Linked DNA regions of Homo sapiens: region 1 is linked to region 2. Evidence: chromatin loops called from intact Hi-C (ENCODE). Cell type or tissue: endothelial cell of umbilical vein. All regions are shown on one strand. Each heading gives the region's core, and the rest is flanking DNA. Links, peaks and the distances in the headings are about the cores only.

The links. Peaks named below come from ENCODE experiments on the same cell type or tissue, not always from the same donor. Only the 100,000 strongest peaks of a DNase experiment are listed, where the experiment ranks them.
Region 1: it touches region 2 in a loop (9-fold over the local background); 1 of 110 quality-filtered maps calls a loop at or near these places.

Annotation. Positions count from the first base shown.
Region 1 is chr5:81,766,124-81,772,827 of GRCh38, reverse strand. LOC107986384 (a long non-coding RNA gene) reads left to right here. Exons shown (of 3, transcript XR_001742518.1): 3 at 3,165-3,666. Among named protein-coding and RNA genes, the nearest start is that of SSBP2, 18 kb to the right of the region's middle. In endothelial cell of umbilical vein, for the core only: no CTCF peak of the experiment used is centred there; a DNase peak (open chromatin) is centred at 3,477; H3K27ac peaks cover 1,319 bases.
Region 2 is chr5:81,551,853-81,556,852 of GRCh38, reverse strand. All of the region lies in intron 4 of SSBP2 (single stranded DNA binding protein 2), which reads left to right. Among named protein-coding and RNA genes, the nearest start is that of ACOT12, 160 kb to the right of the region's middle. In endothelial cell of umbilical vein, for the core only: no CTCF peak of the experiment used is centred there; DNase peaks (open chromatin) are centred at 2,882 and 3,772; H3K27ac peaks cover 2,738 bases.

The DNA of each region.
Region 1 (6,704 bases), core at 916-5,915, 220 kb before region 2:
CGAGGTCAGAGTGATAGGGTCTGCGAAATCTCCATCCACCATTGCTGCTTTTGAAGATGGAAGACTGGGGCCATGAGCCAAGGAATGTGAGTATCCTGTAGAAGCTGGAGAAAACCAAGGAACATTCTTCCCTCAGACCTGTAGAGACTTCTCTTAGGCCTCAAGAGACTTCCCTAGAGGCTTGAGGGAAGGAAGTTCCTGCTGACAACTTGATTTTAACCCATTGAAATTCATGTTGGGCTTCTAACCCGCAGAGCTGTAGAAGAATAAATTTGTATTGTTTTAGGCTAGTAAATCTGCGATAATGTTTTACAGCAGCAGTAGAAAGCTAAAACGAGTGCCTAAATTAGATTTGATAAGAATCTTAATATTTATATTTAACTCAAATGTTTCCAAGTCCCTCACTTTCTGGGTTCAACCTTGTAAAATTGCGGAGCTGGCCCCAACATTTCCAAAGTTTTCCAGAGCAGTAAGGAGCTGACATTCTACTTTGTGGTAGTCCCAGTCCGCTACTATATAATCAAAGTTTTCAATTATTTCCTGAATTTATTATATCCATTTGCTTTATGTTAGCATTTAAGTCGCTACACAGGCTTGCCCAGCTTAACTTTCTCAACTTCACCTCCCACTTGTCCTCTTCATGGATCCTCTACTGCTGCCAAATTGCACCATCGGCACCTCAAACACACTCCTCTGGGCATCTGCTGTCCTACCACCTGGAAAGGTCTATCTCCCCTTCCCTGTGCCCCCAGACTGTGAATAATCAGCTTGTCCCCCAAGGCCTAGTTCAAGCATGGTCAAATCTCCAAAGTGTCCCCTAGCCTCCCCTCCTCAGAACTTCCCAGCATTTCGTCCTTAGCTCTCTTATAACCACCTGTGATCATTTACTTGGAACTTGTCTATTTGAGCACATCCCCTAATTCACTGTGTTGACCAGAAGCTCCTTTGGAGCATAGTGTGTATTGTTTATCTCCATATCCGCCACAGTACGGAGCACAGTGCTTTTCCTATCACAGATGCCCAATACATGCTTGCTGAATGGGGTCATGAAAGCATTTTTGGCTAAATAAATTATTTCAAGCGGAAGTCATTATAACTAACATGATCAATACATACTTCCCTATCTTTTCTTTTTTCTGAATGCCATGGTTCATAGTTCAAAAAGGAACCACCACAATCTCCAAATAACTCCTCCATACTTTCAACTATCATTTAATATTGCATGAGGTGAACACATATCTTTGCGTGCCTGGCTGGGATAGTCTCAGTTTACATCTGTTGTCCTCGCATGGTGATTAATAGTGCAAAAGTGTCTTTGTATGGATGATAAATTGGATGGTCATTTGACTGTTGGAGAACATAGGGTACGAAAGCAGCGTCTGGTTTTCATCCTTTCCTGAGAAGAACAATTGGAAACCAGTTACTCCCGCCAGATGTCCTCTTTGCTCCAGCTCCTTGGCATTTCTCTCCTCTCGGCTTCTCCTTCCATGGCAGCCCTCAATGCTTGGGTCCACCCGTCTGTGTCTCTGCCACATCCCTGCTTCCCAGTCTTGATTTTGTCCAGGAGTGTGTCTGCAGTGGCAGGATCAGAGGAGGGAGCAGAACGAGGAAGACGGTACAAATCCCAAGCTAGCTGCTCTCTTGTCACTCACCATTTATGTGTCTCCAGCCTGTCCTCCTGGTCTCGTCTCAGTGTTCCAAGGCATCATTCCTTGCCTTTATCATTCTGTTCCTTATCCTTCCATGCCTGGTTCTGCTTTGTATGTCCCAACAATACCCATCACTAATTCTAGTCCCTGACTGATATCAAGGGAATGATCACCAACATCCCTCTTACCTTCAGGGTAACCCTTAATCTCACAGTGGAAGAAGTGCTCCTAATATCTTAAATCGTCACACATCATATTTTTCTATAGCAGCAATTTCCAAAGCGTGTTTTGGGGAACTGTAGTTTGGGGTGTTAATATGTTTTACTCACTAAAAAGATTTCAAAGTCAAATAAAGTTGATGAATTCTCAATGGAACCATTTTAAGCAGTTTTCTTTTCTTTAAAGAAAACTTAAAGCCTTTAATATGCAAATGTACATTACAAATCTCTGAGAGGGATATATGATATTCTATGTTTCTCAAACTTATTTGACCTTGAAACTTTTTTCCTTGAAACTTTCTTGAGGGAATATTGCTCTGTGAAGCATATTTTGTTTTAAAGTAACTTACTTAACTCTTGTGGATCAATCATAGGTTTTTGAGAATGGACACAGGGGTCTATAGAATATAATAGGCATGATTGTTCTAGTGGGACAATGCATTCCAATATCTACAACCACATTTTTGGAACCTAGAAGGTCGTGAAGGGGAAAATTGTATATAAGACCCTTCCAGCTAAGAACTGTGCGACTGTCCAGAGAGCAGAGGCAGACAATCAAGCAGAAAGCATCTAGGACCATGGGTCAGAAGAGCTGGTATCTAGTCTCAACTTCACAACTGTTAGCTAGGTATTCCCAAGCAAGCTTCATCCATTTTTGTCCTCAGTTTTTTCATCTATTAAATGAGACAATTCATGATGATATTAAAATAAAAAATAAATAATATCACCTCAACATATGTCACAGGAATTTTAGGAAGATCAAAATAAATAATTATTTGAAAGGACTTTGAAAACAGTAAGGCTTTTGTGAGTGAGTACATCTAAAAGTACCATTATTATTATTATTATTCGGTACAGGGTCTCACTCTGTCCCCCAGGTTGGAGTGCAGTGCAGTGGTGTGATCTCGGCTCACTGCAACCTCCACCTTCCAGGTTCAAGAGATTCTCCTGTTTCAGCCTCCCAAGTAGCTGGGATTACAGGCACGCACTACCACAGCTGGCTAACTTTTTGTATTTTTAGTAGAGACAGAATTTCGCCATGTTGGCCAGGCTGGTCTCGAACTCCTGGCCTCAAGTCATCCTTCTGCCTCAGCCTCCCAAAGTCCTGGGATTACAGGCGTGAACCACCGAGCTGGGCCTATTTCTTAATTAACTTGGTTTTCTAATAGGAATAAAGATGCAAACCCACAGATAACGTTCAAACCCTACTTTTTTTTGCAAAATGCTTCGATCCAAATAATTTTCCCCAACATAAAGCACAATTAATAAACTAATTTCACTTTTTTTCTCCTTCTAGATCTTCACTGAGGTGGAGGAGCAGTGCAGTGGCCAAGAGAAAGATGGGATTGACAGAGGGAAATAAAAAGAACTCTGATATGTAATAGACTGGATAATCAGGATACAGTAGGCCATGGTCACATTTGAGCTCCAGGTGGTGTCTGATTGACTTGGAAACAGTACAATAGGGGCAAATTTTACCCTCACATTTCCTGGCAACTTTGGGTTCAAAGATATTAGCTGTTACTTGACATTCCCATTGGCAAAAATGAAGGGCATGCCTCTGTTGACAAAGCATGAAACGTCATCTGTTGTGTCTGTAATGCCATAAATGAGTCATTGATTCCACAGAAGAGCAAGAAAAAAGAGCAGGAAGGGCAGGAAATGTTAGTTACCATATTTCTCCATCATCCATGGCATGTGATGGGGCAGAACATGTCACCAGGCAACAGTAACATGGGGCTGTTTCTTGGCCTCTCAGCTCCAGTACTGGGATAATCTATTAAATCGTCTCACAACTTTCTGGGTATTCTTGAGCCCTATTCATCCTCTTTGGTTCAGAAACTGATTTAGAGAAGAGGGACTCTGAGTAATCTGTAAAGTATTGTTTATCTATAAGACTTTGGTATGCTAAGCCTGAATCAGCAATTAGGTTTAATGCCTTGCTATATTTGCTTGAAAATGAAACCTGTAGCAAAAGTGAATGTGCTATGCTGAAAGAGCATTTAAAAAATAATCTCAGCTGGGTGTGGTGGCTCATGCCTGTAATCGCAACACTTTGGGAGGTCAAGGCAGGAGGAATGCTTGAGGCTAGGAGTTTGAGACCAGCCTGGGCAACATAGTGAGACCCTATCTCTACAGAAAATACAAAAATTAGCCAGGCATGGTGGCACAAGTCTGTAATCCCAGCTACTCGGGAGGCTGAGGTGGGAGGATCACTTGAGCCCAGAAGGTCAAGGCTGCAGTGAGCCGTGTTTGCACCACTGCACTCCAATCTAGGCACCGGAGTGAGATCCTGTCTCAAAATAATAATAATAATAATAATAATAATTTAAAAATAATCATAATTGTTTGTTACTCTAGTGATACAAGCCATGGATGATAGTAGGAAAGTGAATTACACAGGCAAACATGGATAAGGGGGGTACTGCATTATAAGAATCACATGCATTTAGGATAAGGGGCTACTTGGAGAAGGGGAGTTTCTGTGTAAATAACACAAATAGAGAGATTTTCTTTAACTCATCTGGTTGCTTTTCCTTACTAGAACCTGTACTTTGAATATTCCTTTGTTTTTTTTTTTTACTTTTATCATTTGATGTAAAGACACTAACATTTTATGAAAAAGCATGGCTTACATGGGACTCTTTCCAAATAGTTTTATTTATATATTACCACTTTCATTTGTTATCTTTCTTTCTAAACAAAGAGTCTCAAAGCATATTACGACACCAAATTCATTAATCTGAACGTATGGTGAACCACTTGTTTGCCATTTCTTGAAAACAATTACTCTTGCTTTTACCTCCCCATAGTGATTCAGTGTTAAAAAATGGTAACAGAACCCAGTCCCCTTTATTCCCCTGCTTCAGGTCCAACTTTGATTACTTAGCACATGCCACCAATTCTAGGCATTAAATTGAATTTTTCAACAGTGAATCAATTAGCACACATTCTTTGTTGTGGTTGAGGAGGGGGTGTCAATAACAGAGAAACAAGATGGAGAAGAGTTGAGGGAAACAGGTTATTTTATCTTTCAAAGACAAAGTTCTGTGCGAGGAAGCTTCTTGGTGCTCATTAGGAACACAAACCTCCATACATGCATGAAGAATGGGAGCAAAAGGAATTTTAATCGCTTTTTCATGAAATCTGACCCAGAGTTGAACAAAGAGAATTCTAAATCTTTTGCATATGCCATTTTTTAGGGGCAGACATCAATCTTTTTCCCCCTTCTCTTGTGTTCCTTGAACAAAAAGAATTATTGAAACTGAACTTGTTCAGGTTTTTATAAATCAGGATGTCAACAAATACAAGCACTAGTCTAGTTACAACGAGAGACTGTAGTTTCTAGAATAAAGCTAACCTGTTTTTTTTTAAGCTCTACAAAGAACGCATTGTTTATTCTCATGTAGAAACGTCATGTAAAGCAGCTCTCTGTCAGGTATTCTATTTTTATTTAGTTGTTTCATAACTCAATTATAATGTTCCCCTTTACCTAATAATTAGGAGATATAGAGTAACAAGGCTGGAAACCTCTTCTTTTCTCCACTGTGTGTCAGTTACATTTCCAGATTGTTAATGGATAGCAGGTTATGCCTGTGTAGGTGAGTCCTCGTCCCTGCTGGCCTGGCAGCTTACCCCTGCACAGTAGCAAGGGTCAGCTCGTGGAGACGGGCCCGGCTAGAGGCCTAAGCAGGAACTTCCTGCCATCTGGAAGAGTCCGGGGCACAAGGAAAGATGTCAGCAATAGGTGCTCATATGACTCTTTAGCTCCCCTGGGAATACCAGTATTTCTCCTAGTTCCATGATTGGGAAAATTTAACACCCACTACCGGTAATTTGATGCACACGTTTCGGTGTCTGTATTTGGTGGCATTTCACTCTTACAGATACATGCCTAGGTTTTTGTGGCCACTTACTACCTTTTGAACACCCTTTCTGTGTTTCAGGAATCCCCCACAGCAGGAGTCCGGCCTTTCCAAAGTATGAACCCCAAACACATTTTCCCAGCTTCTCTTATAGCAAAGTTGCACCCTTAAATATATATACATATATTTACACACATGTGACCTAGACCCAGCCAGTGCACCTTAGCTGGAGAGATTGTTTTGGAAAAGAACAATGAGAGGAAGTAGGTGCTGCTCAGAATCCATTTTCTGGCAAAGGTGACGGTTGAGCTTCTAGCTGTGGGGGACGACATTGGCAGACGGTCTGGTGTCCAGTGCCTAGTGGTAGCGCTCATCGTGATAGAGGGGGAGGGCCACAGGGGTCTTCTTGTTATACTCATGATGGATACTGTGCCTAAGACCAAGATTTTCTTTACGATTAAAAACAGTTACAGGCATCTAATGTAATTGTTCATTAAACATAGACACTTCTAAAATCAAAGCATTTAACTTAATTTGTTGGATTTTTAAAAGTTATTTTTAAATAACTTTTAAAATAACTCCTAAAACTATTAAGATGGTAGCTTTTATGTGTATTATTTTCCATAGGCCAGTAATACAGCTTGTTATAAAGAAACTCAAGGACCAAAGTGTTTGTGGGAAACTGGCCTGGTCTGGTTAGTCTTGAGATATTTTGGGGGCACATATGGGTATATATTTAGTTTAGATATTATAATTTACCCATTTCTGAACCTCCTTCCTCCTTTTTCCTCCATTCTCTTTTCACCCTAGCATTATTACACCAATCTGTTTTTTCTGGGCCTGAGTGGACAGAGCTCTCTGAAATATAGCATGGCTTGTAGGCAGAGCTCCATTAGTTGGGTTGGGAAAGGGGTTACAATGGGACGTACGAAGTGAAAGTGGAGCAGAAAACCCCATATCCAAATTTTGGT
Region 2 (5,000 bases), core at 1-5,000:
ATTGTTATATGATAATGAAAAAATGAGGTATAGAGAAGTTAAGTGAGTTGCCTGAGAAAATGCATAGCTAATAAGCGAACAGAATCAGGATTTGAACTCATGCAATTTGACAATAGAATTTGTGCTCTTAACTAGTATATCATGCTGTCTTTTAAGCAAGGCAAGGGATGAAAATGATGTTTGGATTTAACGATAAGGATTTCATGAAAAGGCAGTAGGGAATAGGATCCATAGTAAAAGTAAATAAAGGACCCTAGGAGGAGAAAGACCTCTATCATTGTCACAGTATGGAAGGAGCAGAGCATGGATGTGCATGCATATAAACTTGTAGGTTTCCTGCTAATCACAACTCCTTCAATATCAATTTCTCTTTCATGGATTCGAAACAGGGACTAAAATTGTCTGTGTTAGCAAGTTACTCCTCATTTAACTTCAACTTTTCTTGGCAATAGGGGAGAGGGAAGAGACTCCTTCTTTCTTTGCTATTGAAATATAGGTTTCTAAGATACTGAGCTGAGAAAGTCTTTCTGGTACCCGTAAAACATGGAGAATTTTTAACTGCTTTTGAAGATTCACATTGGCAACGACCACTGGAAATGAACATAGTCCTTGATATTGTGTGTTGGGGTAAATCTGTATTGGTAGGAAAAGGTCACTATATAAAGATAATATATAAAGATAATAAATGAAACTTTCTGCAGGGGTGATAGTAATTATGATATGCAATATCTCTTTATAAGCAATTGTCTAGAATATGGGCCAGCAAACTCCTGCCAATTTTTGTAAATAAAGTTTTATTTGGAACATAGCCATGCCCATTCTTGACGTACGTCTGTGGCTGCTTTTGCACTAGAATATCAGATCTAAATGGCTGCAGCAGAGACTATAAGGCCTGCAAAGCCTAATATATTTACTATCTGCTCATTTTCAGGAAAAGTTTGCTGATCTCTTTTCTAGAATAATAAAGCAGTAAAAACTTGGAAAAATGTTTTGAGAAAAAGAGAAAAATACCAAAAATGTGGAGACTCAGAGAACTAGAAGATATTAAGAATATATTTTTAATAGAAAATCACTTTACAAACTGATACAGATTGTACATTGATCTCATTTTTATCTAAATGATTTACATAAAATGTTAACAGCAATTGTTATATTTGATTTTTATTTTCTTACTGGTTCTATGTGTTTTCTGATTTTTGTACAATGAACATATATTATTGTGTTAGTAATAAAACTGACTACTAGTAGACCAGGGTGACAACATAGAAGCCCAAGCTAATTAGAATGTGAAGACAATGTGGCAGGGTCAGGCAAAGATGAGGCATCCTGGAAGATGTATAAGGAAAATGCTCAAGTTGCCAAAGAAGTTGGAGAAATATTTTTGATAATGCCACTAAGGACACATTTGGTGTCTTTAATTTCTTATATTTAACCACAATTTACATGGGCTAATATATGAGTAGTCCCTGAAAATGACTTTCCATAAAAAACAACCAAAATGAGTTATATAAATTATAAATCACATTTAGGAACATTTGTAAATGTTCCTTATTTCCTAAGATACAGATTTTTATTAGTTTATACAGATGTTCTTAGTTTTGTGACTTACTGATAATGTTTTATATTAGTGATTTATTTTTAATTAGAAAAATTAAATTTATTTTGCTATAAATAAAGTCTGTACTTTATTATAGAAGTGGAGGACCTTGTTTTGTAAGAAATCACAATTATTTCTTTAAACAAGGCAAAGAAATTTTATTTGGTCAAAAATAATCAGAAATTACAGAAAGCAATATTGAGTGAAGTACTGTTATTAACCAGATGAAACTTAAAGTAGTTTTACTGTGGTATTCTACTGCAACATCTGCACGGTGGCACTACCCAGATGCTCACTATAAAGTTCAATGGCTCCTGACAAGCATTAAGTTCCTTTCAGTGGCTGTACTATGTTAGGAGTCATTGAAACAGAAGAGAAATCAGATTTTACCAAAGTTTATCTCTTAAGTCAACACATTTTTATTTAAATTATCATCATGAATGGTATTTATTATCTCTATAATGACCAAATCAGTTGTTGAGAGCTATCTTAGTATAAAAGCTTAGGATACAAATTACTGGCTTGCCCATAAACTGTCATGCAAAACAAACAAACCAAAGCAAATAACAATTCTAAACCTCTTTTTCTATTTGTCCTTTAAATATAAGTCAAAAAGGCTAGTGGTTTATTAGCTATAACTAAAATATAATTTGTAGGAGGAATTTTTATGTAACCATTGTTAAAAACAAATTAATTCAATAGAGAATGAGCCTCAGAGCAAGAATATATGTGGATATACATAGTGTTTTTATGTGAAATATAAAATTTGAGCCTTTGTGTTAATTAAATATATAATTATTATCTAAAATTAAATAAATATAATTATATATTTAAAATTGTACATACTTGTGCATTATTTTATTCAGCCATTCCACTAACTAGTATGACCATGAATAATGAAATGGTTTTGAATGAAAGAATGTCAGTAATAGGCATATTTACAAGAAATTTCATGTTAATTAAATCCATTATGTTACAGAATTTTTTAAGGAGAAGTGGTAGAAGTCCCACTTATGATTGTTTGACAATGGACTAAAAAAGTCTACACATTGTTGGGACCAAGCATCACTGGCCATAGATGTGTCAGATGTCCTAATGGATCTTATTTATATCTAATTTTTATTATTCAAGTTGATTTTAATCATAATGTAGACCGGAATCTGTTTTTGTTACTTATGCAAGCACTCTCTTTTTTTAAAATTAATGGATTTCTCATTTATTCAGGAAGTCTCTAATGGCATTTGGGGGAGGGGAAGTTTATTAGTTCCTTCCTGAGTAATGCAGTTTTTATTTCTTGTTGAAACTGTGGTCTCAGCCAAAAATCAGTGTTGGGTGGAAGAAAGTATTAATAAAAAAGGGTAGGAGAGAAGGAGGGAAAGAAAGCAGGAAAGGATAAAGGTAGGAAAGGATGGTAAGAAAAGAAGAGAAAGCAAAAAAGGAAAACAAGAAAGTTAACTATACAAACATTTAGTTCACTTGTATAAAAAGTAAATACATTGTAAATTGTTCTGCTGAAACAACAACATCCTGTCCTTATCTCACTTCTACACCCTGCTGCCTCTATTTCCTGCTGCCCTGATGATGATATTTTATTTATATATAAATATATGAAGCAATATGTATATTTTGATGATGTTTGTTACTGAATTTCTAAGTAATTGAAACATAAAGGAGAATTATTCTGGTTATAAATTTTTCTGAGTTTTTATATGATTACTGGAAAATAGCTAGCCATTTCTATAACTTTATAAGTTTACTTCAGTAATGATATTTTTCTGATGCTATGAGTTAAGAAAATGTCCAGCCCAAGTCTGGGGTTTAGGGAGTAGCTAGTATGTAGTGTGTGGAGAGGTGCAGGGTGGAGTGTATCACAATCCTGCTATTTCCCTTATAAAATAAACTTGTTTCTGAAAGATTCTTATATTTTTAGAATTGATCTCTCAGCCTTTGTAATTTTTATAAATATTTAACTTGTCTAGAGAAAATAAAACATAAAAGGTAGTTACAGAGAGTAGGGTCACAAGTGAAAGAATAGGTTTTGCATGTACATTTCGTGTTGGCTCTACTTAACCTTACAATCCATATTGAGGAAGGTAAATTCAATATTGCTGTTAATCAAATCACTGAGCTTAAGTGACTCACCCAAGGCCTCATGGACAATGGACAATTGTTAGGGTTGAATGAGAATTCATACCTCCTCTTCCGATTCTCAGCAGTCATGGAGTCTCATTATCATCCTCATTTCCTGAACTGCTACTGTGCTGGAAGTACTCCTGACAGTTTGTATCCTCCCTCAGAAGCTGTGACCTATTTTTAATGTTGCTTTTTCAGGTAAAGAGATAATATTACATGCTGTGTAATATTATCCATTGCTGTATAAATGGATGAAGAAGAATTTATAAATTCCAGACCTACTTAGCATTTTCATGCTCTTTATAATTACTAAAAGTCTATCACTATTTGAGTCACAGGTTAACTTAAAAAAATTAAAGAATCCAAAACTGTATTTTTGTTCTACCAATTCCTCTTCACATGCACACCTTTACATTATTTTCTGTAAATCCTGTTTTACTTTGGGTTTTTTTTTTTCTTCTTTCTTTTTTCTTTTTTTTTTTTAAGAGACATAGTCTTGCTCTGTTGCCCAGGCTGGAGTGCAGTGGTGTGATCTCAGCTCACTGCATCCTCTGCCTCCTGGGTTCAAGTGAGTCTTGTGCCTCAGCCTCCCAAGTAGGTGGGATTATGGGCATGTGTCGTCACACCTGGCTAATTTTTGTATTTTAGTAGAGACAGGGTTTTACCATGTTGGTCAGGCTGGTCTCAAACTCCTGTCCTCAAGTGATCCACCCACCTGGGCCTCCCAAAATTTTGGGATCACCAGACATGAGCCACCGTGCCCGGCCTTTACTTTGTTTTGACTGTAAATTTCTGGTTTCTTAATACAGTTTCCGATGATAATTAAATATTAGGTTCACTCTACTTCTTAACTATAGATATTTATTCTAAATACATATTATATGAACCCAGCTATGTCATATGGATTTGAGAACTAGCATTAAACATACTTTTAGGCTCTTGTTTGCTTATTTATCTCTCTATACAAGAATTAGCACAAATATTCATATACTCACTAACCAAGATAATGTTATTAATTTTATGCTACAAAACAAAATAAGCCATATCCAATATTTTCCTAATGTCAAGTGAATGTAACTAAAAAAGGAATGTAAGTGAGATCACAGTGTGTGAAGTGTGAGTTGATACACTGATACCTTTTATGATTCAATTAAATGTTTTCTGAAAATAGCCTCTTCAAATTCTTAGAAATTTCCTAAGAAATGTACAATAAGCATCAAAATGTGTAATTACTTTAGATCTATTTAATAGTTGTCAACATTTTAAAATA